Regions from separate parts of the Homo sapiens genome. Here region 1 is linked to region 2. The links are chromatin loops, found by intact Hi-C in ENCODE. Cell type or tissue: HCT116. All regions are shown on one strand. Links, peaks and the distances in the headings refer to the core of each region. The heading gives the core; the rest is flanking DNA. Region 1 holds the start of LOC105369458 (a long non-coding RNA gene). Region 2 overlaps ARHGAP42 (Rho GTPase activating protein 42).

Region 1 (15,635 bases), core at 3,797-11,796, 340 kb after region 2:
GTGGCCTAACATATGGTCTATCTTGGAGAATGTTGCATGTGCTGATGAATAGAATGTTGAATAACAGTGGTGAAAGTGGGCATTATTGTCATGTTTTAGATCTTAGAGTAAAGGCTTTTGGTTTTCCCCCATTCAGTATAACACTAGCTGTGGGTCTGATATGTATGGTTTTTATTATGTTGAGGTATATTCCTTCTATATTCATGTTTTTGAGGGTTTTTATCATGAAGAGGTATGAATTTTATCAAATACTTTTTCAGCATTAATTGAAGTGATAATATGGTTTTTATACTTCATTGTGTTGATAGGATGTATCATATTGATTGATTTGTGTATGTTGAACCATCCTTGCATCCCTGGAATAAATCCCACTTGGTCATGATGAATGATCTTTTTAATGTATTGTTGTGTTAATTTTGCTAGTATTGTGTTCAGAATTTTTCTGCAATATTCATCACAGACATCGGCCAGTAGTTTTCTTTTTTTTTTTGATATATCTTTGTCTGTTTTATGTATCATGGTAATAATGATCTTGTATAATGAGTTTAGAAGTATTCCCTCCTCTTCTATATTTTGGAATAGTTTGAGTAGGATTAGTATTAGTTCTTCTTTAAATCTTTGGTAGAATTCAGCAGTGAAGCCATTGGGTCCTGGGCTTTTCATTGCTAGGAGACTTTTTACTACAGCTTCATTACTTTTTATTGTTCTGTTTAGGTTTTGAATTTCTTCATGGTTTAATCTTGGTAGATTGTATGTGTTCAGGAATTAATGAATTTCCTCTGCATTTTCCAATTTATTGGCATATAATTGCTCATAGTAGCAACTGATGGTTTTTTTGAATTTCTGTGGTACCAGTTATAACGTCTCCTTTTTCACCTTTGATTTTATTTTTTTGGGTCTTCTCCCTTTTGTTTTTGTTTTTGTGTGTGTGTGTTTGATTGTTTTTGAGACGGAGTTTCGCTCTTGTCTCCCAGGCTGGAGTGCAGTGGCACGATCGGCTCACTGCAACCTCCACCTCCCAGGTTCAAGCAATTCTCATGTTTCAGCCTCCCTAATAGCTGGGATTACAGGCACTCACCACTATGCCCAGCTAATTTTTGTATTTTTAGTAGAGACGGGGTTTCACCATGTTGGCCAGGCTGGTCATGAACTCCTGACCTCAAGTGATCTGCCCACCTTGGCCTCCCAAAGTGCTGAGATTACAGGCATGAGCCACTGTGCCTGGCCTGGGTCTTCTCCCTTTTTTTTCCTTCATTAGTCTGGCCAAAGGTTTGTCAATTTTGTTTATCACTTCAAAAGATGAACTTTTTGTTTCATTGATCTTTTGTATTGCTTTCTTCATTTCTAATTTACATATTTTTTCTCTGATCCCTATTATTTCTTTTCTTATACTAATGTTGGGTTTGGTTTGCTCTTGCTTTTCTAGTTCTTTAAGATGCATAATTAGGTTATTTATTTGAAGTCTTTTTCTATTTCTTGATATAGGTACTTTTTGCTATAAATTTTCCTTTTAGTACTGCTTTCACTGCATCCCATAGGTTTTGATATGCTGTATTTTCATTATTTTTTGTTTCAAGAAATTTTTCAATTTTCTTCTTAATTTCTTTATATACCCATTGATCATTCAGGAACATGTTGTTTAATTTCCATGTGTTTGTATAGTTCCCAAAATTCCTTGTTATTAATTTCTAGTTGTATTCCATTGTGGTCAGAGAAGATGCTTGATATTACCCCAATTTTTTGAATGCTTTAAGAATTGTTTTGTGATGTAACATATGGTCTATCCTTGAGAATAATCCATGTACTGAGGAGAAGAATGTGTATTCTGTAGCCACTGTTCTGTAAATATTATATCTACCAGTTTTATTTATAGTGCATATTAAGTCTGAAGTTTCTTTGTTGATTTTCTGTCTGGGAGACCTGTCCAATGCTGAAAGTAGGGTGCTGAGGTCTACAGCTATTATTGTGTTGAGGTCCATCTTTGGCTCTAATAATATTTGCTTTATATAGCTGGGTGCTCCAGTGTTGGGATCATATATATTTACAATCATTACATCTTCATGCTGAATTGATCCCTTTATCATTATATACTGACCTCCTTTGTCTCTATTTACAGTTTTTGTCTCAAAATCCATTTTGTCTGACATAAGTATAGCTACTCCAGCTCTTTTTTGGTTTTCATTGGCATGGAATATCTTTTTCCATCCCTTTATTTTCAGTCTATATGTGTCTTTATAGGTGAAGTGTGTTTCTTGTAGGTAACAGAACATTGGTTCTCTTTTTTCATTTATTAAACCACTGTATGTCTTTTTATTGGCAAGTTTAGTCCATTTACATTCAATATTATTATTCATATGTAAGGACTTACTCCTGTCATTTTGTAATTTGTTGTCTAGTTGTTTTGTAGTCTTCTCTTCCAGTTTTTCTTCCTTCTTGTCCTCTTTTTAGTGAAGGTGAATTTTTGGTATTATTTTTTAATTTCTTGTTTGTTATATTTTATGTATTCATTGTGTGTTTTTTTTATTTGAGGGTACCATAAAGCTTGCAAATACTATCTTATAGCCCATTACTTTAAACTAACGACAACTTAACACTGATTGCATAAACAAGCAAGCAAATACCCCAAAAGAAAACTAACAAAGATTATACTCTTTAACTTCATTGCCCAATTTTTTTAACTTTTTGTTTTTTCTCTTTATATCTTCTTGTACTATGTCCTGAAAAGTTATTGTAATTGTATTAGGTCATTTTCAGGCTGCTGATAAAGACATACCTGTGACTGGGTAATTTATAAAGAAAAAGAGGTTTGGTCAGGAGATCAAGACCATCCCAGCTAGCACAGTGAAATCCCATCTCTACTAAAAATACAAAAATTAGCCGGGTGTGTTGGCATGCACCTGTAGTCCTAGGTACTCAGGAGGCTTAGGCAGGAGAATCACTTGAACCCAGGAGGTGGAGGTTGCAGTGAGCCTAGATCATGCCACTGCACTCTAGCCTGGATGACAGAGCAAAACTCTGTCTCAAAAAAAAAGGTTTAATTGACACACCACATGGCTGGGGAGGCCTCACAATATGGCAGAAGGTAAAAGGCACATCTTGCATGGTGGCAGGCAAAAGGAAAATGAGAAAACATGTGAAGAGGTTGCTGGGATGCAGGGCACCATGTCACTAGGCTGCACACAGCATGTTCTTATAAAACCATCAGATCTCGTGAGACTTATTCAATCTCATGAGAACAGCATGTGAAAGACCCACCCCTAGGATTTAACTACGTGCCACCAGGTCCCTCCCACGACACATGACAATTGTGGGAGCCACATTCAAGATGAGATTAGGGTGGAGATGCAGCAAAACCATATCATTCTGACTCTGGCCCCTCCCAAATCTCATGTCCTCACATTTCAAAACCAATCATGCGTTTCAAACAGTTCCCCAAAGTCTTAACTCATTTCAGCATTAATTCAAAAGTCCACAGTCCAAAGTCTCATCTGAGACAAGGTAAGTTCCTTCTGCCTATGAGCCTGTAAAATCAAAAGCAAGTTAGTAACTTCCTAGATACAATGGGGGTACAGACACTGGATAAATACACCATTCCAAATAGGAGAAATTGGCCAAAACAGAGGGGCTAAAGGCCCCATGCAAGCCTGACATCCAGTGGGGCAGTCAAATCTTAAAGCTCCAAAATGATCTCCTTTGACTCCATGTCTCACATCCAGGTCACACTGATGCAAGAGGTGTGTTCCCATGGTCTTGGGCAGCTCTGCCCCTTTGGCTTTGCAGGGTACAGCCTCCTCCCTGCCTGCTTTCATGGGCCAGCATTGAGTGTCTGTGGCTTTTCCAGGAGCACAGTGAAAGCTGTCAGTGGATCTACCATTCTAGGGGCTGGAGGACAGTGGCCCTCTTCTCACAGCTCCACTAGGCAGTGCCCCATTGGGGACTCTGTGTGGGGGCTCCAACCCAACATTTCCCTTTTGCACTGCCCTAGCAGAGGTTCTCCACGAAGGCCCACCCCCTGCAGCAAACTTCTGCCTGGACATCCAGGCATTTCCATACATCCTCTGAAATATAGGCAGAGGTTCCCAAACCTCAATTCTTGACTTCTGTGTACCTGCAGGCTCAACATCACATGGAAACTGCCAAAGCTTTGTGCTTGCACCCTCTGAAGCCATGGCCAGAGCTGAACCTGGGCCCCTTTTAGCCGTGGCTGAAGTTGCTGGGATGCAGGGCACAAAGTCACTAGGCTGCACACAGCATGGTCACTCTGGCCTTGGCCCATGAAACCATGTTTCTCTTCTAGGCCTCCAGGTTTGTGATGGGAAGGGCTGCCATGAAGACCTCTGACATGCCCTGGAGACATTTTCCCCATTGTTTTGGCAGCATTTGGCTCCTTGTTATTTCTGCAAATTTCTGCAGTCTGCTGGAATTTCTCCTCAGAAAATGGGGTTTTCTTTCCTATTGCATTGTCAGGCTGCAAATTTTCTGAATTTTTATGCTCTATTTCCCTTTTAAAACTGAATTATTTTAACAGCACACAAGTCACATCTTGAATGCTTTGCTGCTTAGAATTTCTTCTGCCAGATACCCTAAATCATCTCCCTCATGTTCAAAATTCCACAAATCTCTTGGGCAGGGTCAAATGCCCCCAATCTCTTTGCTAAAACATAGTAAGAGTCACCTTTACTCCAGTTCCCAACAATTTCCTCATCTCCATCTGCGACCACCTCAGCCTGGATTTTATTGTCTATGTCATTATCAGCATTTTGACCAAAGCCATTCAACAAGTCTCTAGGTAGTTCAAACTTTTCCACATCTTCCTATCTTCTTCTGAGCCCTCCAAGCTGTTCCAACCTCTGCCTGTTACCCAGTTTCAAAGTCACTTCCACATTTTTGGGTATCTTTAGAGGAGCACCCCACTCTACCAGTACCAATTTATGTATTAGTCCATTTTCATGCTGCTAATAAGGACATACCTGAGACTGGGTAATTTATAAAGAAAAAGAGGTTTAATTGACTCATAGTTCCACATGGTTGGGGAGGCCTCACAATCACGGTGGAAGATGAAAGGCACATCTTATGTGGCAGCAGGCAAAAGGAAAATGAGAGAAATTGTGCAGGGAAACTCCCCCTTATAAAACCATCAGATCTCATGAGACTTATTCACTATCACGAGAACAGCACAGGAAATACCCACCCCCATGATTCAATTACCTCCCACCCAGTCTTTCTCACAACACATGGGAATTGTGGGAGCTACAATTCAAGATGAGATTTGGGTGGGGATACAGCCAAACCATATTAATAATTATTATTTTTGATTGGTTCATTATTTAGGCTTTCTGCTTTACATAAGTGTAGTTTATACACCACTATTACAGAGTTATAATATTCTGTGTTTTTCTGTGTGCTTACTATTACCAGTGAGTTTTGTACCTTCAGATGATTTCTTCTTGCTCATTGATATCCTTTACTTTCAGATTGAAGTACTCCCTTTAACATTTCTTGTATGACAGGACTGGTGTTGATGTAATCCTTCAACTTTGCTTGTCTGAGAAGTTCTTTATTTCTTCTTCATGCCTGAATGATATTTTCAATAGATACACTATCCTAAGGTAAATGTTTTTTTTTTTTCCTTCGTCACTTTAAATATGTCTTTCCACTCTCTCCTGGCCTGTAATGTTTCCACAGAAAAGTCTACTGCCAGACATACAGAGCTCTATTCTATGTTATTTGTTCTTTTCTCTTGCTGCTTTTATAATCTTTTCTTCATTCTTGACCTTTGGAAGTTTGATTATTAAATGTCTTGAAGTTGTCTTCTTTGGGTTAAATCTGCCTGCCGTTTATTATAGCCTCTTGTACTTGGATATTGATATCTTTCTCTAGGTGTGGGAAGTTCTCTGTTATTATCTCTTTCAATAAACTTTCTACCCCTATCTTTTTCTCTACCTCTTCTTTCTGGCCAGTAACTTCTGTTTGCCCCTTTGAGGCTATTTTCTTGATCCTGGAGGCATGCTTCATTTTAAAAATTCATTTTTCTTTTGTCCCCTCTAACTGTATATTTTCAAATAGCCTTTCTCCAAACTTAGTAATTCTTTTGTCCACTTGATCAGTTCTGCTATTAAGAGACTCTGATGCATTTTTCAGCATGTGAATTGCATATTCACTTGCAGATTTTCTGCTTCATTCTTTTCAATTATTTCAATGTCTTTGTTAAATTTATCTAATAGATTTTTGAATTTCTTCTCTGCGTTATCTTGAATTTCTTTGAGTTTCCTCAACACAGCTATTTTGAATTCTCTGTCTGAAAACTCACATATGTCTCTCTCTCCAGGATTGGCCCCTGGTGCCTTATTTCATTTGGTAAGGTCATGTTTTTCTGTATGGACTTGATGCCTGTGGCTGTTCATTGGTGTCTGATCTTTGAAGAGTTATGCATTTATCACAGTCTTCACAGTCTGGGCTTGTTTGTGTCCATCCTTCCTGGGAACGCTTTCTACATATTCAAAGGGACCTGGGGGTTGAGATCTGAGTTTTTGGTCACTGCAAGCCATATCTGCATTACAGAGCACCCCAAGCCTAGTAACGTTGTGGTTCTTGAAGACTCGTAGAGGTACCACTTTGGTGGTCTCGGATAAGATATGGAAGAATTCTCTGGATTACCAGGTGGAGACTTTTGTTCTCTTCTTTTACTTTCTCCTGAACAAAAGAGTCTCTCTTTCTTTGCTGAGGTACATGAGGCTATGGGAAGGGTTACACAAGCACCCCTGTGGCCATCACCACTGAGATTGGGCTGGGTGAGACCTGAATCCAGCACAGCACTGGGTCTCTCCCAAGGCCTGCTATAACTACTACCTGGTCACCACCTATGTTCGCTCAAGGCCCTAGAGCCTTAAAGCCAGCAGGTGGTGAAGCCAGCCAGTCTTGTGACCTTCACTTCAGAGCAGTGAGTTCCCTCATGTCCTTGGCTGGTCCAGAGATACCGTCTGGAAGTCAGGGACTGAAGTTGGAAAACTTAAAAATCTACCTGCTAAGGCTAAGCTAGCACTCAAACCACAATACAAAGTCCTTCCCACTTTCCCCAGGCAAAATAGTCTCTCCCTGTGCCCACCACCACACAGGCTCACAGGGAGTACTCTCAGGCTACCAGTAATGTTCACTTATGGCCTAAGGACTCTTCAGTCAGCTTGTGGTGAATGCTGTCAGGCTTGGGACTCACCCTTCAGGGCAAGAGGCTCCCCTCTGGCCCAGGGCAGGCTCAGAAATCCCATCCAAGAGCCAAATCCTGGAATCAGGGGCTCCAAGACCTTGCTTGGTGATCTTCCCTACTGTGACCAAGCTTGTACCTAAGCTGCAATCAAAATCCTTTTTTATTATTATGCCTCCTTTTCTCAGGCAGAAGGAGTCTCTTCTCATATCCACCATGGCTGTGAATATGCTGGGTCACACCTGAAGCTAGCAAATCTCAGAGTCTCACCCAAGGCCCATGGTATGTACTACATGGTTACCATGGCTGATTATTCAGATCTCAATAGTACTTCTTCAATCAGCAGGTGATGAATCCTGCCAGGTCCTTCCCTTCAAGGCTGCAGTTCTCTTCTGGCCCAGGGTGTGTCTAGAAATGTCTGGGAACTGTGGCATGGAAAGGGGACCTCATGACTAGGACTGGTGCCCTATTCTGCTGTGACTGAGCTGGTACCCAACAAGCAAGACAAAATAATCTCCACTTTTCTGTCTCCTCAAGCAGAAAAAATTGGTCTCCTTTGGAGCCATGAGCTGTACAGCCTGGGGTTAGTGGAGGGGTGATGTCAGCATTCCTTAGCCACCCCAGCTGGTATTTCAGTGGGTCATGTGCATTCCCAGTCCACTGTCTCTGGGCCCACTTCAGCCCGAGGACTCACCTAGGTGTTGCAATCTTTGTGGCCGAGACTGCCTTTCAAGTTTATTTGGAGTCCCAGAGCACTTTAGCCTGTGGTGGCAAGGCTTGCAGGAACTCAAGTTCCACTCACTGGCATCAGCAATTCCTCTCTGGCTAGGGATAGTCTAAATACTCCAACTGTGGGTGTTGGCTGAGTTCTGCCTGTTGTTGGCAGCACTGAGTTCCAATGCAAAGTCCCCCAAGAATACAGATTCTCTCTCCACGCTGCCATGTGGTCACTTCCTGGGGGCCAGGGAGGGTGGTGTTGGCAGTTCAAGACTGTCTTTCTTACCCTCCTCAATGCCTCTTTCAATGATATGAAGTTAATACCAGGTACCGTGATCACTCACCTGATTTTTGGTTCTTATAAAAGTGCTTTTTTTGTGTAGGTTGTTGTCAAATTTGGTGTTTCTTTGGGGAGGACAATAAGTGGAGGCTTCTATTTGGCCATCTTGCTCCAACTCCTTTCCCCATTTGTTGTTAACCAACCCTTTCTAAATAACTATTTACTCAAATTTATGTATTTTTATTCATCAAAGATGAAAATGGCAGTAAAACACATTATACTGATGTTTTTGGATATTTGTATATAACCGGTATGAGTGTATAAAATTCTGGTCTTTCTTTTCTGGCTCATAACTCAAATCTGTAAAATACTGTTTATTAATTAATTATTTTATTCATTCATTAGTTTAAGCATTTAACTATCTACCACATGCCACATATCTTACTAGGCAAGGGCTAAAAAAAAATGTCTAATACACATAAACAGACTTGGCCCTCAAGAAGCAAAATTCATAAATAATACTATATATACCATGGATGACCATATGCATTGGCTTGCTTGAATCACTAACAGTTTATACCTGTTTTCTCATTTGCTTATTTATACTTCTAATACTCTTAAAATTACCCTTGTTTAGACAAGAAATTATAGAGTTACCTATAATACATGAACTTAGTTTTCTAAATGAAACTTGAATATATGAAGTTTGAACAATGTAAAAGAAATGTTTATAATATTTGAGTTTATCAATTTAATGATAAATTTATGTTTAAGATTTTATGTAGACATATATCATGTACTAACTTAGTTTTTCCCTTTTCACATTTTATTAACCAAATTTTATTTAAACTCTTCACATGTATATTTAACATTTGTATACATATGTAACTAACCTGCACATTGTGCACATGTACCCTAAAACTTAAAGTATAATAATAATAAATAAATAAATAAATAAAAAGAAAAAAAAAACATTTGTATTTGTATTTTGGTCTTCTGTAGAGCTTTTTTTTACCCAGATATCTATCAAATTTGTAGAGCATATCATGTTTACTTACATATAAATTATTTGAGAGATATCATTGTGGGGAAAGGGGGATGTATGCATGTGGTAGAGATTTTAATCTTTCGTATGAGACAAGGATAATTTCCTCCCATTCATTGTGTAGATACATATTTGTGACCTTCATGCAACCAACTATTCTAGTGGTGTTAAATGATAAATTTAGTTTTTTTTGTAACTTCCAATATTTGGAATTGCAAAGTTTTACTCTCAGGAATAATGACTAGTTCTGAGTTAAATTTGTTTTCCTTATTTCCTCCAATCAGGTGATATATAAAGATCCCAAGTTAGCATCAATGGAGGTGTTTCAGACTCAGATGTACCCACTAAAGAATACTTTGTCAATTAACATAAATAACTGAGTGTTGCCCAGCAACAAAAACTTTGTAAGAACTTGAATACCGGGTGACACTTTATTTTCTAAAGTCTTAATCTATGTAAAAACCTGGTTAAATGTTTGGACATATATGAACATTAAAGCAGTGTGGTAGGTGCTATGATAGAAGAATGTATGAAATTTCAGGAAAGAATAATAGAAAGGACTCAGTCTTGAAATTTATTCAACAGGAAGACGAGGAAAGAAGAAGAGAGTGTTCCAAAACAAAGAAAAAGTGGGGAGGGGGAAGAATAGGGTAAGTAAGAGAGAAAAAAATGGATCCCAGGATAGGAGCATTTCTTTTAAGAAAGATCTCATGAACTCAACCAGTGAATAAATTTTCTGGGAGTACACATGGTCTAGAGCTCCATGGGGCCTTGTATCAGAAGGGCAGATATCATCATCTTTGCGTACATTACAGACAGAGTTCCAAGAAATGCTTGAGAAGGTTCCATTTCTTCTTTCTTGTGACATTTTCTGATCATTAAGTTAATACCTGCTTGCTACAAAGAAGCAGAAAAAAATCTAAAGTAGAAAATAGAAGTCACAATAATCCCATGACCCAGATATATAACCAGTGTTTTGTTCTCCCAAGGTTTCAATATAGTAAGGAATTTCCAAATAATGAAATCTCGAGTCATTTACCTGGGAAATCCAGTGATACAAATAGACATGAATAGAAACAAGAAGCTCCTTATAAAATGTATTTTTTAAAGTTTAGTATCTGAGACAAACCTATACACGTAATAAAGCACTTGCCTACCAATAACTCTATCACTGCCCTATTCTCTGTTATTTTTGTAGATAGGGAAAGGGGAAGGCTTGATCTGGGAAAGCTGGAGAAAGAAGACTGAAGGATGGACTGGATGACATTGATGCTATTGCCTCATGACAAAATCTGATGCAAGTAAGCCAGGGCAACTTCATGAGACTTTGGAATATCTTTGTATCTTTGAGGCCAGGTGAAGAAACCTCTCCACTGAAGCAGGCAGCCACTCTAGCCCCCGGACCCCAGCAATGTAGCTATGGCATGAGGTAGGAAGTAATGAATGCATCTGCAGGCAGTACCCTGAGTGTGGATGTTGGTATTGTTCTGACAGGCAGTGGCAGCTGTGCACCCCCAAGTGGTTTGCAAGAAGTATTTGCAAGTAGACAAATTGGAGCTTTCAGAGGAGTAGAATGTAGAATAAGTTGTGTGAATGTGGAAACTAGCTGATCAGCTGAATTATGTTCTCCTTTGGGAAATGCTTTGAATCAAATCAATTTTCTTATAAGCAAGCTAGACTTCAACGTTTTTTTCTTACTTCATATGATATCTGAAATATATACATATGTGTGTGTGTGTGTGTACAACATACCTTTTTCATTGCCCTTGGTTCTGTAAATGATTTTTAAGCACGTTTTCTATTTGATTAATCAATCATGAGTATCTAATTAATAATGGTAAACAATGATCTATGTAATGTTTCTGGAGTCCATGTATTGAGTACTATGTGGTTAAGTTTTGAAACCTCCTAGTTGAGGTGCTACAGATAGTAAGGATGTTTATCAAGATTATGCTAAAACAATGGCATTCCTATTTTTTATGTGACTTGCCATCCATTTCGGTTTTTACCCAATGTAAAGGCCTCACTGTGTTCCAAGATGTGTAGACAGTGGAACACACTTTTCATAATGCCAGTGAGGCAGGAAAACTGCCTGAGCACAGACCACTCAAAGCAGACACATAACAGGAGCAATCACATCTCTCACTCAGACAGGCAATGATTCTTGAGTACTAGTTTTCATAAGACATTTTGCAGCTAAGGTTGAAGGAATTCATCTTTCTTGTAGAACAACTGCAGACTAAGGCCTCTTATTCAATAGCTGTAAGCCTACAAATATAAGGAATCAACATCCCTGGGAAGTCCTGCTTTGGAGAACACAAAGATGACTAGTAACAGGAGTGACACAGGAAGAAAAGAGACTATTTTTTTTTTTCAGCTACACCAGGCAAAAAGGATTTTTACCAGATCTCAGAAAGATAGTATGAGATTTAGAACCCTACTCTATGTGGTGTATCATGCTAAAATTAAAATAGTAGGCTATATATACTTATTATTTAGTTGGGCTCAGCCTATACTTTCTGTTATGTTTATAGAATCCTGCATTAACAAAGAGACCAACTCCTCCAAGTTTTATTTTAGCTAGATAGTTGGGCCTGGAAGACATCGCTTGTTGAAGTGAAGATTTGGTGTTTAGACTGAGCAGACTAGATGTTGCTTAGAAGGATTTTACATTATTGGGGATGTGAGGCAGAGATGGGGGGGATGCGAGTGATACCTTTCCCCCATCAATAAAAGAAATTGGGTATGTTTTCTGAAGCCATGAGGAATGGAGTGCCCTTTCCCTACCCCTGTTCACTCCCCTACATTCTTCCTCTCTCCCTGAAGGAGTTATAAATATTAGTGTACAAAGAAAGAGTGTAGGAAACATAACTCTATATTTATAGCTCAACTGATTTGTCTCTGAGTTCTGTATCCTGTTGAGCTTGTGGGATGCAGCTTGCTCTCTTTGCCTCCCTCCAAGACTGTGCTACAGTTTTCCCAACTACATCATTGGGGTGGGAGGGCAGCAGTGGTAATGTCATAAAACCCTCTGGTCCTTGTTTCATTGTCCTGGTCCATGAGGAGCTTCAGTCTCAATCATTTTGTGCTACATTTAGGGAATCAGAATCTTACAAAATGCTTCCTATTTCATGTGCATCCAAATGCACCACATGACTCTTTTTTGGTGGGGGCGGGGAGGGGATTACCTTCTCCCGGTAATGCTGCCAGAAAGCCAAGTAGAGGGTGAACCTACTGCAGGTTCCATTCTCTCTCCCTACCTCTGCTACACCAGATGAGTCTCATTCTAGTCAACAAATGAGGGAGGGTTGGGAAACAATACTTCTGTTCCAAAATATTCTGTCCGTATATTTACCTGTCTTTGCTCTTTAGACAAACAGAAACTTACAGATGTTTTTGTTTTCTTCCTGACACATACCTTCCCTAAGGTAAGAAACATAGAGCAAGACACAAGCTTAAATGTGGTAAAGGGAAAAGGGAATGTCCAGAGAGACAAAAATTACATGTAAGCCAATATCTCAAAATATGTTAGCAATTGCAATTTTTGGCCTATGTAATTATTTGTTATGGCAGGTTTCTAAGCAGTTACTTCTGTTGTATTTATTTAGTAGCCTGATGGGTGGCTAGGCACAGCTTGTGAAGCCAGGGCTCAGAAAGTATAGAGAAGGAGGCTAGCAGACCTGCCCACACTCTGGGTGTGAACATTGTGAAGGAAAGCAGTGGGGAGAAGCAGCTCCTTGCTTTTCCCTGGTATGATGGTACAAAGAGCACAGGTTCTACAATTAGAAAAACCTGCATTCACATACTTTTCCACTTACTGGTTATTTGATTTTGGGTAAGTCACTTATTGATGGTTGACAGAACTTGGACAGTAGTTTTACTGAAGTAGGGCGATATTTTGTTTTGTTTTTTCATCTTTATATCCTCAGAGATGAGCACACTGATGAAACATACTTGGCATGCAATAAATATGTAGAATGGATGTACATAGTTTAATACTTCACAACTTCAGTTTTCTTATTGATGGGAAGTGATAATAGCACCTGCTCCTGGGAAGATTTAGGAAAGCTCCACATGTAAATAAGTCTGGCAAACCCCAAAAGGGCAGGCATTCAGTAAACAATTATTTCTCCCTTCCTTTTCCCCTCTCCCCTTTGTCTTTTCTCCTACATTTCCTCCCGTATTTCACTCCCTAGTGACTGCCCATAATTGGTGTTTTTATTCATAGTAGGCATAGTGTCCCTCTATTGATTAACTCATAAATAGTCATCATCGTTATCAACACTGGCAGCATAAATAGAAGTTGAATGTCTAATCTGTGAGACAGTAGGCTGCTTATATTTTCAACAGCTTTGGAGTAAGAGCAACCCCTATCTCCTCCACCACGTCTCCATCCACCTGATACCTCACTGCCACTAACCCAGGAAAATGAACTGCTTCTTTCTCTCTTTTGAAGAAGGAAATTCTGTCCTTTAATAAAACCTGACTGTCTTCCCATTTGTGATTCTAATCTGTCATCCATCTAAATCATTTGATTTTTTTTCTCAAAGTTTTTCTTTTTATAGTTCTTCAGAGTTACTCAGTTTTAAAAAACCCTCCCAAAGAATGCCACTTTGTAAATATCATTATATGTGGCTTATAATTTATATGTATGTATTTTATTTATAACAGGTTAATTCCTTAAGGTAGTGGTCCTCAACCTTTTTGGAACCGGGGACTGATTTGGTGAAAGACAATTTTCCCACAAACAAGGGTCGGTGGGGTGTGGAAGGGGGTGATGGTTTCAGGATGAAATTTTTCTACCTCAGATCATCGGGTATTAGATTCTCCTAAGGAGTGTGCAACCTAGATCCCTTGCATTTGCGGTTCACAATCGGGTTTGCGCTTCTATGAGAATCTAATGACGCCACTGATCTGACAGGAGGTGGACCTCATGCGGTAATGTTCACTCACTCACTTCGTGCTCTGCGACCTGGTTCCTAACAGGCTGTGGACTGGTACTGGTCCACAGCCCAGGGGTTGAGGACTTCCGACTTAAGGTGTAAAACTTTGAGTAGGTAATGTCAATTTCTATAACTTAGAACAGCGATTTTTAAACTTTGAGAAATAAAACCCCCTTTTTGCCCACAGATAAATGCTAAATATAATTATATTTTTCTAAGGTCAAATTTGTTAATATAATTCAAAATCGTATTTAGTTTACTATAGAGCAAGTCAATACAAGTAAGAATTTCTATAATGAATACAAATATTTGGAGTTGGGAATTATAATACTAGTTTTACAATTTTACATCAGTCTCAGCAACCTGTTTATTTCTGTATTTCATGGGGCTTAAAGCTGGGAAAGATTCTGATCCTTACAGATAAGTAATTTCAAGTGGTACTGGTTATGCAATCTGTGATTGCATAACCTTGTATGCCTTTTGCAATCATAGATACTCTGCAAATAGTTAAAAAGCTGGAGAAGCAAGTCTAAGATCTGCGTAAGAACCAATTAATCTGGTCTCATAAACTAACATATTGGTGGCATTGTATAACTTTCGAGGAAATGTTTACTGTAGTTTCATAATATAGTTTCATAAACGTAATTTAGTTTAGAATTGATATCAAATATTGAAAATAATTTTCCTGCAACATCTTTGGAGTCAAGTTATACCTAGAGTCACTTCAAAACCAATTGCATAAAATATTCAATGTTACTTGTTTCATGTTATTAAATTAAAAACAGTCTTTTGTAAAAAAGGCAGTTCCAATTGTCTTTGGTAGGTCTATGTTATGACCATAAAGATACCATGCTGTTGTCATGATAAATAATAACTACCTCTGTCATAACTCTTTTATATTTATATTCTCAATTGACCCTCATAAAAACACAGCAAGATAGTTGTAGTTATTATTCCCAATCTACATAGGAAGAGAAGATTATATAAATTGCTTCAAATTAAACTCCTAACTTCAAGCTAGAGATTCAAACATGGGTCTCTGTGTCCCTGAAACTCACAGTCATGCAGAGCCCTGGGACTGCTGTGTTGGTACAGCACATGCCCTGGCAGAATGGGAGCCTGTGTTCACTGGACACAGGGTCTATGATTTGTTGTTTATCCTTTGTTTATTAAAAACAAACCTTTAGTATTTATAAATTTAAGAATATAGGGAATATTTATTTGTGACACTCCTTTTTCTGAGAGAATGTAGTATCCTTTCATTTGAAGGAATGTCTTGAACATCTCAAATCAATAGAAACACAACTTCTCCTACATCTGGCTGGACTGGCTTCAAGTTTTCAGAGGAAGAGAAAAGGAACTTTACATCACTGATGTAGAATGAGAAGGTGAATAAGTATAGGAGAAATTGTTTTTTTAATCTGAAAGCACTGGTATCTAATAAACAAT
Region 2 (15,635 bases), core at 2,959-10,958:
TCAGAATATTGTGGTAGAAATTCTGATAGAGCACTATGAAAAGGTAGGCGGAATTTTCATGTGGAAGTGTCAAGTTTTATATCTTGGTTTTATAAAGGAATTTTGCATTTGATCTGTGAGCTCATGAGTTTTGTATAAATTACTTCTTAATGGGGACTTCAGTTTTCTTTCCTTGTTGTTTTTAAGTGCTTCTCAAAATCCTTCAGTTAGGTGGTTTTCTTTCCTTCTACATAATAGACTTCAAAAGGTTTTCTTCTTTACATTGTATGGTAAGTTTATTGCTCCTGTGCAGAGAACATTTTAAAATCACTTTGTGGTTGGTTCTATTTTAACCTTCTCTTTGTATCCCTTTGAAATCAAACTCTTAATTATATAGAGGTAATGTTCTAACTAAACAAAAGAAAAAAATATAGGCAACAGTCTTGAAGTCTTCTCTATATCTAGTCCCTAAGAAGGATTTCTTGAAAAAAGTGAGATCTTAGAATAACTATGAAAATGGGAAATTTTGAAAGCTGAATTAGTTGGAGTATTAAGCAAATTGAACCATTTAAGGTCTAACAATTTGTAATCCTTTTATCTCTGATCTGGTCCTTGTGAGAGAATGATTAAGGCCTTCTCCTCCCCTGGGTCCCTTCCCAGCACCCACAGAAGCATGCCCTTAGTGTCTATCTAAGGGCACAAGCTCTCTCACAATGCAAGAGCACATGGCTGTGTCCTGTAGCTCTGCACATACCTTAACCTGCAGCTAGCCACACTCCTTGGCAGCTCAGAGCCAACAGCATGGCAGCATCTTCTCCTGAGAAGCAAGGAGCCATTCAGTGGGAGAAATGATATAGAGTGAGCCTCAGCTCTTCTCAGGTTATGTTTTTTCAGAGTATGAAGGTGGAAAGAGAGTATTACAATAAAAACCATCAATATGTCTTGTTCATATTTGGAAGGTTTCTTAAAGTTATTGAAAGATCTTCTAGATTTTACTTTTGGGAAATGGGAGAGAATAAAAAAGAAAACCCCGTGAAAGAATACTCCAGATAAATGGAAAAGTTACAATTGCTCTAGGATACTTATATTTTGCAGCTGATTAAGTAGCATATGGTTCAAAGCTTATTTTATAATGAAAGTGGCAATATCACCCTTTTATTGACCTTGGTCCATTTTTCTTATACGTAGATTTTTCATACTGCTCCAGACCCAAGCATTCCTCTTCCTCAGCCTCAGTCTCGATCTGGATCCCGAAGGACACGAGCAATCTGCCTCTCTACAGGGTCTAGGAAGCCCAGAGGGAGGTATACTCCATGCCTGGCCGAACCTGATAGTAAGTGCACCCGGCCTTAGGGAGATGCTTTCTTCATTCTTTGGTTCAGATGTATTTCACTGTATTGGTAATTAGGTAGAAATAGAAGATGTTCTCACTGATGCTCTTTCCCCAACACCTCCTCTTTTATCATTTGTATATTCTCTGTCAATAGTTGTACAGTTGCTTGGGTAAGCAAATTCATTATTGATACAAAAAGGAAAAAAAGAAAAAAGGGCTCAAGGCCCTTTTTTCTGCAACTGTGATTAAGTACATTGGGTGCTCCTTTGTAGCAGGTTCTGTCCTATTGTCAAAGTGGTAAAGAAGAAAGCAAGACAAAGTCTGACTGAAGCTGTCATTTTCTTCCTTCCTTTCACATTATGTTCTTAAAGCATTATCTCTTGGGTATCAGTGTCTGAAAGAGAAAAGATAAAAAGAAACAACACACATTATCATCAACTTACAATTCTGAGCCAAGCCCTAAGGTGATGTGGGTGGCATCTTGACACCATGGCACACATTAAACTGTGGCTGTTCTCATTTTATTTTATACCCCCCACCCCAATTTTTTGCTCACAGTCAATATTTAATAGAAAATAGTCAATTATATATTTTAAAATAACTAAAAGAATGTAATTGGATTGTTTGTAACTCAAAGGACAACTGCCTGAGGAGACGGATACTCCATTACCATGATGTGCTTATTTCAAGTTGCACACCTGTATCAAAATATCCTATGTTCTCCACAAATATGCATACCTATTATGTACCCAGAAAAATTTAAAAAAATAGTTTACTAATTTTTAATTTAGATATATGTGAATGCATTATTATGCTTTATCTGATTTTTCTTATAACTTGCTTTTAGGAACATTAGGAAATAAAACCAGCAAAATAGCCAGTTTCTTACATTTCTATATTCTTAGCAGGAAAGGAAAAAAGCCTTTGAAAATTGAGGTACTTGTAATTTACTACTGACATTTAATGGTGCCTTTGAATGAAAGAAGGCTGAGTACTTTGTAACTTGGAATCAATCACCTATGATCAGAAAAGTAAAAGAAAGCAGAAATATGTTTTTACTATACCCCCTTTCATTGATTCCTTGTAATATCATGAAGGAATCTTATTTCTCTTACTTCTGAATCCTGTTTCATAAACAAATTTTGTGGGAATTCAAGTCAACCCACTTATGCTTCAAGAAGTAAAGTTATTATCTAAAGGCAGGTAGTTCATAGGTACATACATAAACTTCCTAAAATAGCATTGAAAAATACGTTTGGCAAGTTCAAATGCATATTTTAAAGCCTTTCTCCAGTACTGAGGACAGTTCTCCGTACTAGGTAGGGGCCTACCACTTTAATGGGGTCAGGTGGCCGCAGAACACATGGTAAGTTGGAGAACAGAAGGGTTTTGGTGATGCTGTTATCAATAGATAGTTACAGTTGCTTTCATCTCTCTCCCTCCTACTCCTTAGGTGACTCCTATAGCAGCAGCCCAGACAGCACACCTATGGGGAGCATTGAGTCACTCTCTTCTCATTCCTCTGAACAAAATAGCACTACAAAGTCAGCTTCCTGCCAGCCCAGGGAGAAATCTGGAGGGATTCCTTGGATTGCAACCCCATCATCTTCCAATGGACAGAAAAGCCTTGGTCTGTGGACAACTAGTCCTGAATCAAGTTCCAGAGAAGATGCAACCAAGACAGATGCAGAATCAGACTGCCAGAGTGTTGCTTCAGTCACTAGCCCAGGAGACGTTTCCCCACCCATAGACCTAGTCAAGAAAGAGCCTTATGGGCTTTCAGGACTGAAAAGAGCTTCTGCTTCTTCTCTCAGATCCATCTCTGCAGCTGAAGGTAAGGCAGAGTGGAACTTGTGCAAGATGTCATTGTCTCAGTGTCACTTGTGCTGGATTATTCAGCATGGTTAAGCAGGGATAAAGTTAATGGTGGAGAAACTAATGATGCTTATCTACTTTTTTCCTGTGCTTGGATTTTACAACCTAGGCACTGTGACATTTTTCCTGAATCTTTCCATGTCTGTGAAGTGATGTCTTTGTAATTATTGTAGATTTTGATCTCCCCAAGTGATGGGTTGCTGTACTCAAAGAACATTCTGTACCTTCCCATTTGGGCTCAGAGAAAAATGCTTCCTTTTGTTATGCACATGTACGTGTTATTGCTATTATGTTGTCTAATAGCACCTTGCCTATTTTCTTGGGCTTTCTTTTTAGGAAACAAGAGCTACAGTGGATCTATTCAAAGCTTAACTTCTGTAGGTTCCAAGGAGACACCCAAAGCTTCACCAAACCCAGACCTGCCTCCGAAAATGTGCAGGAGATTAAGACTAGACACTGCCTCAAGCAATGGCTATCAGCGGCCTGGCTCAGTGTAAGTGAGCGTTTGTATATTTGCTGTGTCTCCCAGGGATACAGAGAGGAGTTGAGTGTTTCAGAAGAACTCTTGGGAATCCCACAAGTTGAATACATTGGGAATACTTTATCTGTAGAGTGGGTACAGTCCACTTCTGTAAGACTCTATTCTTTTCTATGAGTGATGTGGAAGTCTTCGGATATGGACAGAATCTCTCTCACAGGGCAGCACTTCAAGCACTTTCCTTTGAAGCAGAGCTATGACTTAATTTGAGGAAATGAAAACTGATGTATAATACAGTAGTTATAAGCTTTGGAACTAAAAGTGTTCCCATTAAAAGCTAAACATCCATCTCTCCGCTGAAGAGACTGCCACGCATTGACTATAAGCCAGGTCCCTGCTCTCCTCACTGTTTTAAAGCAGCTTCTTTCTCACTTCCATCCTACGCCCGCATACCTGAGTCCTCACTGATTTAAACAAGCTAGTAGAGAATGAGGAATATGCAAGGCAAAAGTGGGTACTTCTCATCAAAGGAAATGATGCAGAACTGTAAAGGCTGGTAGGAGAAGGGTACATAGACATGAGTAGAAAGTGGGTGAAGAAGAACAATGGAAACCTGGCTAAACAAGTAAGCAAAAAAGAGAGATAAAAAGTTTCTCTCCCTTTCATTTTGTTTTCCTGACATTTGCTGAGAATTTCCTAATGCTCTCTGAGCCATTACTGGATGTCTTTACATGAGTTATCTCTTTTAAGGTCTGCAGTGTCCTTTGGAAATGGGTAGTATAAACCACATTTTAGAGATGACGAGAACTGATGCTTTTCTACCGTTTCCAACCTAGGGTTCTCTGACTACAATTCTGTGCTCCTTCTGTTTTACCTTCTCCATTTTTAATATGATGGCATTCTTCCTGACATTTTAATTATTCATTAAAAGTCCAGTAAGACATTTTACTAAGCCTGTTTCTATAGGAACTGTGTCATAAATTCATTAGTTCATCCTTTTCTCTGACAGGAACCTTTTGGTTGCAGAGCATGTTCAATGTACCTTATCTCTTTTGGTTAGAAATCCAGTTACAGTGGTATAGGCAAATATATTTGTCAGTGTGTCTACTCCCCACTGTGTGTAGTTCTGCCCATTAAGGGAAAGAAATGTTAAGCCAATGTATTAGGGAAGATGAGAGAATATAAACTCCATTCTTGGTGGAGGAAAGAGAAGAGTTTCTCTTTTGTGATTGTACCCATAAAGTAGAAATTCAAATGATTAAAGTGTGTGTTCTATATTAGGTGTAAAATGATCTTTGAGATAATCAAATGGCTTGGCTCTGGGAGAAGAGTTTGTCAATTAAAGAAATAAGATAGATTTTTTAAAAATCTAGCTTAGAACATCAAGGAATTTTATAGAGTCTTCCAGTAAATATAGAAACTCTTTCAATTCTTTTTAGTCATACCTGATAGTCTTACCTGTTCAATTAGAACATATCCTCTCTGCCTTGCCCTCCATGATTTGAAACAAGATGTAAATCTACAGATTTGTTTATTGGCCATATTTTCAGAGTTTGCCCTTTTCACTTTACAGACATATGTTCACATATTAAAAAAATACATCAATAGTATTATAATTAGTGTTTTCTTAGCTAAAAGAATGAACAACAGTTCTTTTGTCATGTTGATTTGATTCTTTGCATCTTCACTCGTGGCTCCACAGGAGTCAATAGCCGTGCTGCTGGGAGCAGAGTAGAGAGAAAATGTTCCTTTTACTGCTCCCATGGTTTTCTGAGATAAAAAGGATGAGGATAGTAAGATCCCCAGAGGAAGTAGCTATTGGTTAATTACAGCCTGGTACTCTGTAAGCTGGAGGTTAGATCTAAAAATCTCATTGACATTAAAGGTTAAAACAATTAAAATTCCCTTCTAATTTTGGCAATGGTTCTCAACCATTTTTTGTCTTGTTTAACTGGCAATCATGAATTTCACTTTGAGCAGAACTGAATGTGATTGACTTCATGAAACTTGCATTTTAAATCATTTTTCAGAGTGGCAGCAAAAGCTCAACTGTTTGAAAATGTTGGTTCACCTAAACCAGTTTCTTCTGGGCGGTAAGTTCTCCAAACCCTTAAATGCATCTAAAAAAAAGTGGTGACATTGTTGCTTTGTATTGACATGACACTCTCTGTGACAGCTCCGCCTCTCCATTATGCAGATGGTCAAATTTAAGTCCACTGGCCCTTCACAGGAAGTCATGTCTGTAAACAGCATATATCATCTCACATTGTTATAGTGATGTCTCATTTGCTGAAATCTTCACAGTAGAAGGGCTCTAAACAAACACATTTCCTAGAAGATAAAAATTGCTATAATCCTTTATACATCTTTGATGACAGTCATTTTGGGACCACTTTTCAAAAGCATGTTCTTGATTTTTAAAAGTTATATAACTTTTTCTGGAGGAATCATCATGAATATCCATGGAAAAATATGGTTATCCTTAAGGATCTCAGAGATGTTGTAGAGTTAATTGCCCAAAGCGACTCTGTTTTTAGAGTACATAATTTCATTAGGGGTTCTCAGATTTTACATTCCATTCCATTATTAAAAGGATATGAGTTGTTACATCTTGCTTCTACTAATGTGCTTGCTTCTAAAGTTCCTACTTTACTCTTCTTGCTTTCAAATTTATTCTTGATCTACAGTGGGCTTCGGTTTTTAATTTGAATAATGGAATTTCATAAAGTCAGAGGCTTTTCATTATTTTTTTTTTTTACTATCAGCTGCTAGTACAGGTAGGAGACACTCAATGCCTATTGTTGAAAGAGCATATAAATGTGAGAACTTGAATAACAAACCTTGATTTTTCCTTTAGATGTACGAACACATTTTTGAGCATCCAATGTCTGGCTAATTGAGGCTGTGAAGGAAAGGAATCACAGATACTGTTGTATAGTTGTTGTATAGTTCCTCTAAAAGTTATTTAACCAAATAATTTTTATCAACCTGTAAAAGTATATGGACTTTTTCAGCAAACATTTATAAAGTACCTAGACAGTACTGGGCATGTGATAGTTATTAAGAATAACAATAACAATAACCTTCAAACTCTCTTTGGTTTTGTTCAAAGCCCAGTAAGGGCCCTCATGTATTAGGTTTTTTTAACTGCAGAGAGTAGAGCCACTTTGGTATCTTCCTAGAATAATGGTCAGTGCCTAGCATTTAAATAGCTGAGCCAAGAGCATGTGAACCTTACCTCTGTCAGCAGTGTCTTTATCTTCCTTTTGACCGAAGCATGGTGAAAACTAAGCCCCATGCATGTCACAGCAAACATCATTTCTCTGAGATTGTCTTGATTTTTAGGCTTTAGTGTAAGGGATTTAACCTTGCTACTTCTTCTGCCATGCTACGTAGTTGAATTGCTCACTAGATGGAGCCCTTTTATTAGGAAGCTCTAAAAAGTCAGCCTGTTAAGTAAAAACTCAGGTAATCATAATCAAAGAGGTAATCCCCGTAGAGCTTTAAGAAAACAAGCTATGGATGAAGTAAATCAGAAAGCTATCATATAATAAAAATACACTCAGATGTTCAACAGTCAAATCATACTTCTTTTTCTTCTTCTTTTTTTTTTTTTTTTTTTTTTTTTTTTTTGAGAAAGAGCCTCGCTCTGTCACCAGGCTGGAGTGCAGTGGTGCGATCTTGGCTCACTGCAGCCTCTGCCTCCCAGGTTCAAGTGATTCTCCTGCCTCAGCCTCCCGAGTAGCTGGGATTACAGGTGTGTGCCACCATGTGCAGCTAATTTTTGTAATTTTAGTAGAGACAGGGTTTCACCAGGTTGGCCAGGCTGGTCTTGAACTCCTGACCTCAGGTGATCCACCCGCCTCAGCCTCCCAAAGTGCTGGGATTACAGGCATGAGCCACTGCACCCAGCCAACTCATACTTCTTTAATATGTTTTTGCATTCTGAATACTCTAAATCAACTTTTAGTGGGGATCAGCATAAACTTAGAGCTCACTCAGCTCTACCTTCAGAGTTACAGTCTGTCAGTTCACAACACTTGTGATTTGTGTGACAACTTTTCACTGAGGCACAGGGGAACATGAATGAACTTTAGGTCAGACAGACCCTAGTTCAAATTTTTAGGTCACCACTTTCTAGTTCGTGTAACCTCAGAGTTACCAATGTTGGGGAATCTGTTTTCTTTATCCATACAATGAAGATCATAATTCTCAGCTTGCCACATTGTTGGGAATGTACACAATACTGTGTTTGAACATGACAGGTGCTCTGTAGATGGTTTCTACATTAATAACTATTATCATAATTATTGTTGAAACTGCTTGCCTAAGACACTCAAGCCTCTGATTAATATATTAGTGGTATTTAAACACTAACTCTTAACAGTTACCTGATATTCTTTTGTACTCTTAAATAAAACTGAATGACTCATAGAAGTTGAGGGAATTTCCCTGACCTTCTACAATGCCTGTCTCATTTTTGTTTTTTTCCTAAGGAGCTCAAGGTTACCCTTGAATTAGACCTTGAAAGAGATAGAACCAGTAGAGGCAGTAGGAAGACTAGCCATATTTTGGAAAGAGACCAGTTGGGAGATTTTAGTGGATGGCCTTGAGCCACGGAAAAGTAACCCCCCCAGCATTGCTGCAGGCACTGCAGGTCATTGAACACAGGGGTGATCTAATCTATGATGCACCAGAACAGATCATTTTCCAGCAGGTTGTGAAGGGGAGAGAACAGTCAACCATTTAGGATGGAACTGGTGAGATTTAAAAGGCCTTAATCAGGAGAGTAGCAAAGGGATGAAAAGCTATAAGGAGATTTTTATGAATAGGATCAGGATTGGGCAGCTGTTTTGATATTGGGAATCAGAGACAGGAAAAGAAGTTTCCAAGTCTCTGAGACAGTGTTGGAAAGAATGGTGGTTTAGCTTCTGATCTTAGCTTGTGCATATGTAGGAGGAAGGGAAAATTTTGGCCATAGGGTTTGAGGAGGCTGTGAGGGCCAATGAGAGGCAGTTAGAAAGGTGCAGCTGGAACCAGGAGACAGCATGGAGTTTGATGCCATTTAAGAAACTTCTACATAGCAATTACTCTGTATAGGTGAAGGTGAAGGTACCTAGCAAGGAGGCTTACTAAATGAAAAAGAACAAATGGCCAAGCATTGGTCTTTGGGGAATGGTTTTATTTAACGTTCAGACAGAGAAGAATGGACAGGATGAGAAGGCATGACCAACAGTGGTAGAAGCTGCAAAAAATGGTTTAGGAGATCAGGAGAGGACACTGGTTTTAACTCCTAAGACATCATTGGAGATCTGTAAGAAAGCAAGTTCACTGGAATGGGAGGGACCATGCTGCAAGACTTGTTAAAATGAAGATTCCAGGGTTTTGCCATAGACCTTATAAACCACAATGTCCAAGACTGAGGCCTCGGGAAGCTGCATTTTTGTCACCCTCCCCAAGTGATTCTTATGTACATGAAAGTTTGAGAACCTTTGGAATAGAGAAAAATGTCATAGTGCCCGGCACAGCCCTAAGCAGACATTGGTTATTTACAATTGTTTTCCTTAACCTATAAAATCCCTTTAAAAGCCAAATGTAGCTAGGCTGTGTCTTACCATTATAAAGGCATGTGGAAAATAGTATCCTTAAAACCTTCACCTGGGTCTCAGTTATACTCAGAGCAGAGATCCACTTTAAAGTAGTATAAACAGGCAAGCTATACAAATATGTTTTGAAGGCTGAATTGAGAATTAAGAGCATAAATTGAGAATTGAGTGTCTGGTTCATTGTAAACAATCAAATGTTTCTATTATCAAATTTTAAAAGACAAATATTTTGCTTAGAATTACAAAGGACAAAAAGCTCAACAAAGTTACCTTGCCCAGTGAGTTTGAGTTTTTAAAAGGCTATAAATCACTGGTTTAGAACACAGTTACATATGTAAGACACACATAAGATGCAGAAATCACCATAACACCCATAAGCAAAAAAATTTGTGATGTTTAAAATAATAATTTAATGATTTTCCTTTAGAAAATGTGAAAATTAATGAAGAAGTAAGTTAAAACCACTTATAATTTCATCACCTGAAGAAAACTGTTAAAATTTGGTGCACAGCCTTCTAATCTCATCCGTGGCAGTGGTTTCTCAAACTTCTTGATCTCACAACACCTTTATAAACTTAAAAGATCTTTAAGGATCCCCAAAGGGCTTCTGTTTTTATGGATTATATTTATTGATATTTACTGTATTGGAAATTCAAACATAACATTTTAAAATATGTATTTATTGAAAATAAGAATAAGCCTATTACATATTAGCACAAATAACATAATGTTAATGAAAAATGATATTTTCCTAAAGAGTTGAACTGTTTTACATTTTTTCAGATATCTTTAATACCCAACATAATACAAAATAAATGAATTGTCATATACATTCCATTAGCTTCAGAGCAATGATATCTTAGGCTTCTGCCTGCCCCTCTATCTCCCCTCCACAGGTTCCCTTGACCACCTTTTGAAAACTACTCCTCTGTGATAAACACACAGAAAAGGACACATGGGCAGGGATGCGGGGATGGTAGGGGAGTTCACTGTATTGTTGCTATCATAGTGCCCAACACACAATAGATGCTCAATAAAATTGTTGAATGAGTAAATAAAATGCACATTTTTAACCTAAAAAATACTTTGTTACTCACTTTTTCACTTCTTTTTCAATGGAATTGCAATATATATGTCTTTGACACAAGCAGCTTTAACTCTACAGGCTCAGGTGGAAGTTTTTAGCATTGAGGCATTCAGTATTACTTAGATATTCAAGCTGGAAACAGCCAGTGTTTGTTGGAAAAAAATCTTTGAAAAGAACATGTAATTAATTTTAAGAAATCTGCAACTAGGCTGGGCATGGTGGCACACTCCTGTAATCCCAGCACTTTGGGAGGCCAAGGCGAGTGGACCGCCTGAGCCCAGGAATTTGAAACCCTGTGTCTGCAAAAAATATAAAACATTAATTGGCACGGTGGTGTGCACCTAATAGTCCCAGCTACCTGGGAAGCTAAGATGGGAAGATCACCTGAGCTCCGGAAGTCGAGACTGCAGTGAGCCATGATTGCACTATTGCATTCCAGCCTGAGCAACCCAGTGAGACCCTGTCTAAAAAAAAAAAAAGCAAAAGAAAGAAAAAAAAATCTCCAATTAGTGCCAAAGGAACAAATGCAGTGCTTATTGGTAAACTGTCATGGGCAATTTAGGGTTCTTGCCAAGAACAAATTTGTAAACTTTTTGTCTTACGCATTAACATTGTTTCATTACATGAGTTCTTCAATAGCATTATCTATAGTTGCTGCCTAATACTTCATTAGATTGGTGTGCTCTAATTTATTTTTAAGTTCTCTACTGATGAATACTTAAGATTGTTGTGATTTTTAAAAATTTCCACTTTTATATATAGTATTGCTTTAGTATCTTTCTACCTCCGTGCACTCCTATTCCCTTCAGAAGTGAAACCGTCAATAGCATACAAAATGTGTGTATTTCTCATTGTTCAAAAGGCCTCCTGAAGACATTGTATCAATTTTGATGAATTTTTAAAATTTCTCTTATGTTTAAGATAAGCACTGGCAAATTTTGCACACTGACCCAATCAAACTTTTGTTAAGTTTCCTCATTAAATGCATTAGACGGCATTTAGAATGAGGAATGAGGCTGGTGGGCAGATTATTTTTCCAATGATAAGGGAAGAAATGGCTTTCAGAACTGTGCCATTACCTCACTCTCCCAAGCAGTAAGAGGCAGGATTTTCAAAATCTTTTTCAAAGAGAGATTAGAATCTTCTGAAGAGAGATACAATAGGTGACAGTGTTATTTTCACATCCTCTTCAATACACCAAGACAGTAAAAGAGGAAGCGTTAGCACCTGAGGAAACTTCACTGTTACAGAGTCTACATTAAATCATCAAAGCTCTCTGCAGAGTTAACACCTGCAGTTACAGATCTCGGCAGAAGAAAATTCCGTCTAGTCAGTGCACAGATAATTGAAAAGTCATGACAGGTAGTATTTTGTGCTGTGTGATTTTGACACATTTAACAATATGTATGTCTTTATTTATTTAGCGATATAATTATTCTGTATGCTTTTCCCCTCCCTCAACCAGTCCCATAAAATACTATAAATACAAGTAAGGAGAACATATATGTCTAAAATATTAATTACAAGATTTGGGGTACATTTTAAAGTGTAGTTTTGAAAATTAGGTCATTGTAAAGAATATTGTAATCACTTCTACAACTTCGGAGATTGTTTCCTTATCGATCTCTTTATAATTTGTCTTAATGGTTCAAAGAAATATGACTTATTGTTTACTGGAGGAAGCTGTTGCTATTAGAAAATGTGATTTTTTGGAAAAATATTTCCTTTTTTTTAGGAAAATGGTTCTGAAGTCCTCAGTAATATCCTGATCAAATCAAATGGTTATAGTTGGCTAGAAGATTTATAGGGAAAAAGTTTATATTCTATTTGAGACTACCATAGTCTGATTCTTAGAAGTCTTCAGAACCTGATAATGTTCTCACTTCCAACCTCTATGCAACCAACATACCCACGTGCATGTGTTCATGTGCACACACACAGTTCTTTAAAGTCCTGTCCTTCTCTGAGTGCCTCTACTTCCTCAGTTCTTCCTTAGACCATGTTTCACTGGGACGTTGTGCTGTGTGGGCTGAGGGTCATTCCCAAATCTGCCCCGCTAGCAAGCTTTCTGAAAGTACAGCCTGAGGCTCACCTCTGATGAAAAGACTGGAGGCAGGTCCAGAATTTTCCTCTCTACACCTTCCAATCTTCAGATAGTCTTTGGGAACCCCAGTTTAAATGGCTGGACCTCATTCTGGAAGTGTAGGGTTAAGATCCAGGGTTGAGCTCCAACAGGGAAATGAAATTATAATGTAATGCTGCTGCTTTGGGAGAGCTGTGGATGCAAATGCTGCTGACGCTGCTTTGCAGGTATAGTGCTGGGACCCCAAGGAGGATAGATAAGGTGCCCTGAATCTTTAAAAAGACTCATCATGTAGAAAATGAACCCAGAACATCTTTCCTTTTTCTCACTCATTCATTTAGCTAACATTTCCTGAGTTATACTACTAAGCATCAGACATCGTTCGTGGAGATTTTATTGTGTCTAGGGGAGAAGATAAAAATATCAGCAATAATAACAAAATACCAGATACTAACACCATGCAGACTTGAAGCAGGAAGATATGATAGTTCCCTGGGCAGCTATTTCAGAGAAGGCCTGACCTTCAGCAAAGTTCTTGAAATTTAAGATGAACCTGAAGTACATGGCCATGTGAAGATCAAGAGGAAAACATCTCAGGACATGGACATAGCTGGCCTGAGGTGGGAATGAATTTGGCATGTTTGAAGGAAAGAAAGAGGGCCATTGTGACTGGAGTAGAGTAGGAGAGCAGAGGCAGGGACACAAAGAGGCAGGGGAGACCACCCGGCACCTGACTGCATATAGTTTGTGGGCCAGAGTAGGAAGCCAGTTGAAGGGTTGTCAGGGAAGTAATGTGATCTGATGGGCATTTTAAAGCTGCCCTCTGGCTGCTCTATAGATAATGGATTGTAAGGGAATAGAGGTTCTAGGAAGCCAGGAAGCCATTTAGCCAACCAGGTTGGAAATGCTATTGTCTTGGACTCTGGTTGTGGAAGAGATGATAAGTACTTGGAGTTGGGATCAGTTGCAAGTCTTACCCAGGTTATTGAATGTTGCAGATTAAAGGAGACCTGCCTGGTGCCTTGATTAGCAGCCTCAGATTTTGCCTTTTTAGTGTTGGCTCAAATATTTTTGGATCATATCTCATATGTAACTCCTAAATTCTGACTTCACTTGAAAAAAAAAAAGAGTATCTGGTATGCTGAGCATGAATTTGCATATAGTGACAGAGGTTGGGAGCTGAGTGGTTGGCTTCTCTTGTTAAGGATGGGTGTACCCTGGTTTGCAAAGCCTCCACCTGTCCCCATCATCTTCTTGATGGTGAAGCTATAGTTGGTTGCCATTTATCATCAACTTATCCTATTATTTTTCCTATATCACGCCCAATCAACTTACTTAGCATATTCTTTAAGCCTTTCAATTTTTGGATCTCACCTCAGATAGTCTGAACATGAAAGTGGGGGAAAAAAAAGCTTTGGGGTACCTAGGAACCTTCGTTCCTACATAGCTGTAAAAACAGCCTATTTAGCAACTTATTAAACAGTTAAATAATAGCAGTCTCTAAAACCAACCTATATTGTTATAAGCCAGGGATTACCCTGGAGAGCATTGCCTAGAAACACAAGAAAGGTTTCTAGTGTGCTAGTAATCCTTGATTTCTTGATCTGGTAATATGATTGTGTTCAGTGCAAAAAGCACCGATGTACACTCATATATGCACTTTATGTACATTATGTTCCAATTACAAGTAAAAATTAATAGCATTCTTGAAGAAGAGTTTTAAATATAGATGTCCTTAGGTTGAGTGTTGAGGTTTTGACAAGTTGTCTTGCTCTTTCAGCCAAGCCAAAGCCATGTACTCCTGTAAAGCAGAGCACAGTCATGAGCTTTCCTTCCCACAAGGAGCAATATTTTCTAATGGTAAGTATGTCAATTCCCTCTGCCTAAGTTTGTCATCATGGGGAGGATGAAGGAATAGTATGGTGGTATGAGTCTAAAGTAGAAGCCAGAAGCCTCAGATTTTATCCCATGTCCTGCCTCTCATAACGGGCATGCATGAACACATCAAATCCCTCTGGGTGGCATGCATCTGTAGTCCCAGCTGCTTAGGAGGGTAAGCCCAGCCCAACCCACAAAATAAATAAATAAATAAATAAATAAATAAATAAATAAATAGGCCAGGCGCGGTGACTCATGCCTGTAATCCCAGCACTTTGGGAGGCCAAGGCGGGCGGATCATGAGGTCAAGAGATTGAGACCATCTTGGCCAACATGGTGAAACCCTGTCTCTACTAAAAATACAAAAATTACCCGGGCATGGTGGTGTGCACCTGTAGTCCTAGCTACTCTGGAGGCTGAGGCAGGAGAATGGCTTGAACCAGGGAGGCGGAGGTTGCAGTGAGCTGAGATGGCACCACTGCACTCCAGCCTGGCAACACAGCAAGACTCTGTCTATAAATAAATAAAACATTTTAAAATTCCCTCTGGATTCATTCCTCTCCTGCAGGCATTTGTGTGTATGTACCTGTTTGTACATGTGTGTGAGACAGAGAGATTGTTTTATTTGACTATGTGAATGCAAAGGACATTCCAACTTTAGAGGGCTGTGACATTGTTTTGTTTGGACGTTTGAGTTGAGTGTATAGTTGGACCCTCTACATTCCAGAATTTTTGCATGCACACTTTAACCAACCATGGATCAAAAAGGTTGGAAAATAAATAGATAAATAATAATACAAATTTTAAAAATATATAGTATAACAACTATTTACATAGTATTTACATTGTAAAAGGAATTACAAATAATCTAGAAATGATTTAAAGCATACAGGGGGATGTCCCTAGGGTATATGCAAATATTACATCATTTTATATCAGGGACATGAGCATGCACAGTTTCTGGTATCCACAAGGGGTCCTGGAACTAATCCCCCACAGATACTGAGGACTGACAATCCGATGTGGGTGTTTAACCCATCTGTTTATATAATTATTTGACACTAATGTTGACTGAGTGCTATTTATTTATTTATTTTGCCAGTGTACCCATCAGTGGAACCAGGATGGTTAAAGGCAACTTATGAAGGCAAAACAGGACTAGTTCCAGAAAATTATGTTGTCTTCCTCTAATACTATTTAGTGGATGGCAGTATCTTCATGGTATCCATGGTAACGAATAAATGCTATGATTTTATCTGACACAGATACACGGGGATCAGCCCACTAAGTGAAAACAGTCAATTTCTATCAAGTTC

What was found. Hi-C counts contacts between places; a loop is a spot of excess contacts. Peaks named below come from ENCODE experiments on the same cell type or tissue, not always from the same donor. Only the 100,000 strongest peaks of a DNase experiment are listed, where the experiment ranks them.
Region 1: it touches region 2 in a loop (9-fold over the local background); 25 of 110 quality-filtered maps call a loop at or near these places.

Annotation. Positions count from the first base shown.
Region 1 is chr11:101,313,457-101,329,091 of GRCh38, forward strand. LOC105369458 (a long non-coding RNA gene) reads left to right here and starts at 6,257. Exons shown (of 4, transcript XR_947952.2): 1 at 6,257-7,483; 2 at 10,442-10,544. In HCT116, for the core only: CTCF peaks have their summits at 8,072 and 10,755; a DNase peak (open chromatin) is centred at 10,720.
Region 2 is chr11:100,973,292-100,988,926 of GRCh38, forward strand. ARHGAP42 (Rho GTPase activating protein 42) reads left to right here. Exons shown (of 24, transcript NM_152432.4): 18 at 1-43; 19 at 1,168-1,312; 20 at 2,766-3,146; 21 at 3,524-3,680; 22 at 5,696-5,758; 23 at 14,222-14,301; 24 at 15,422-15,635. The coding sequence ends at 15,510. Among named protein-coding and RNA genes, the nearest start is that of SNORD13I, 47 kb to the left of the region's middle. RefSeq lists enhancers at 4,878-5,446, 5,447-6,013. In HCT116, for the core only: a CTCF peak has its summit at 7,077 (motif pointing right); no DNase peak of the experiment used is centred there.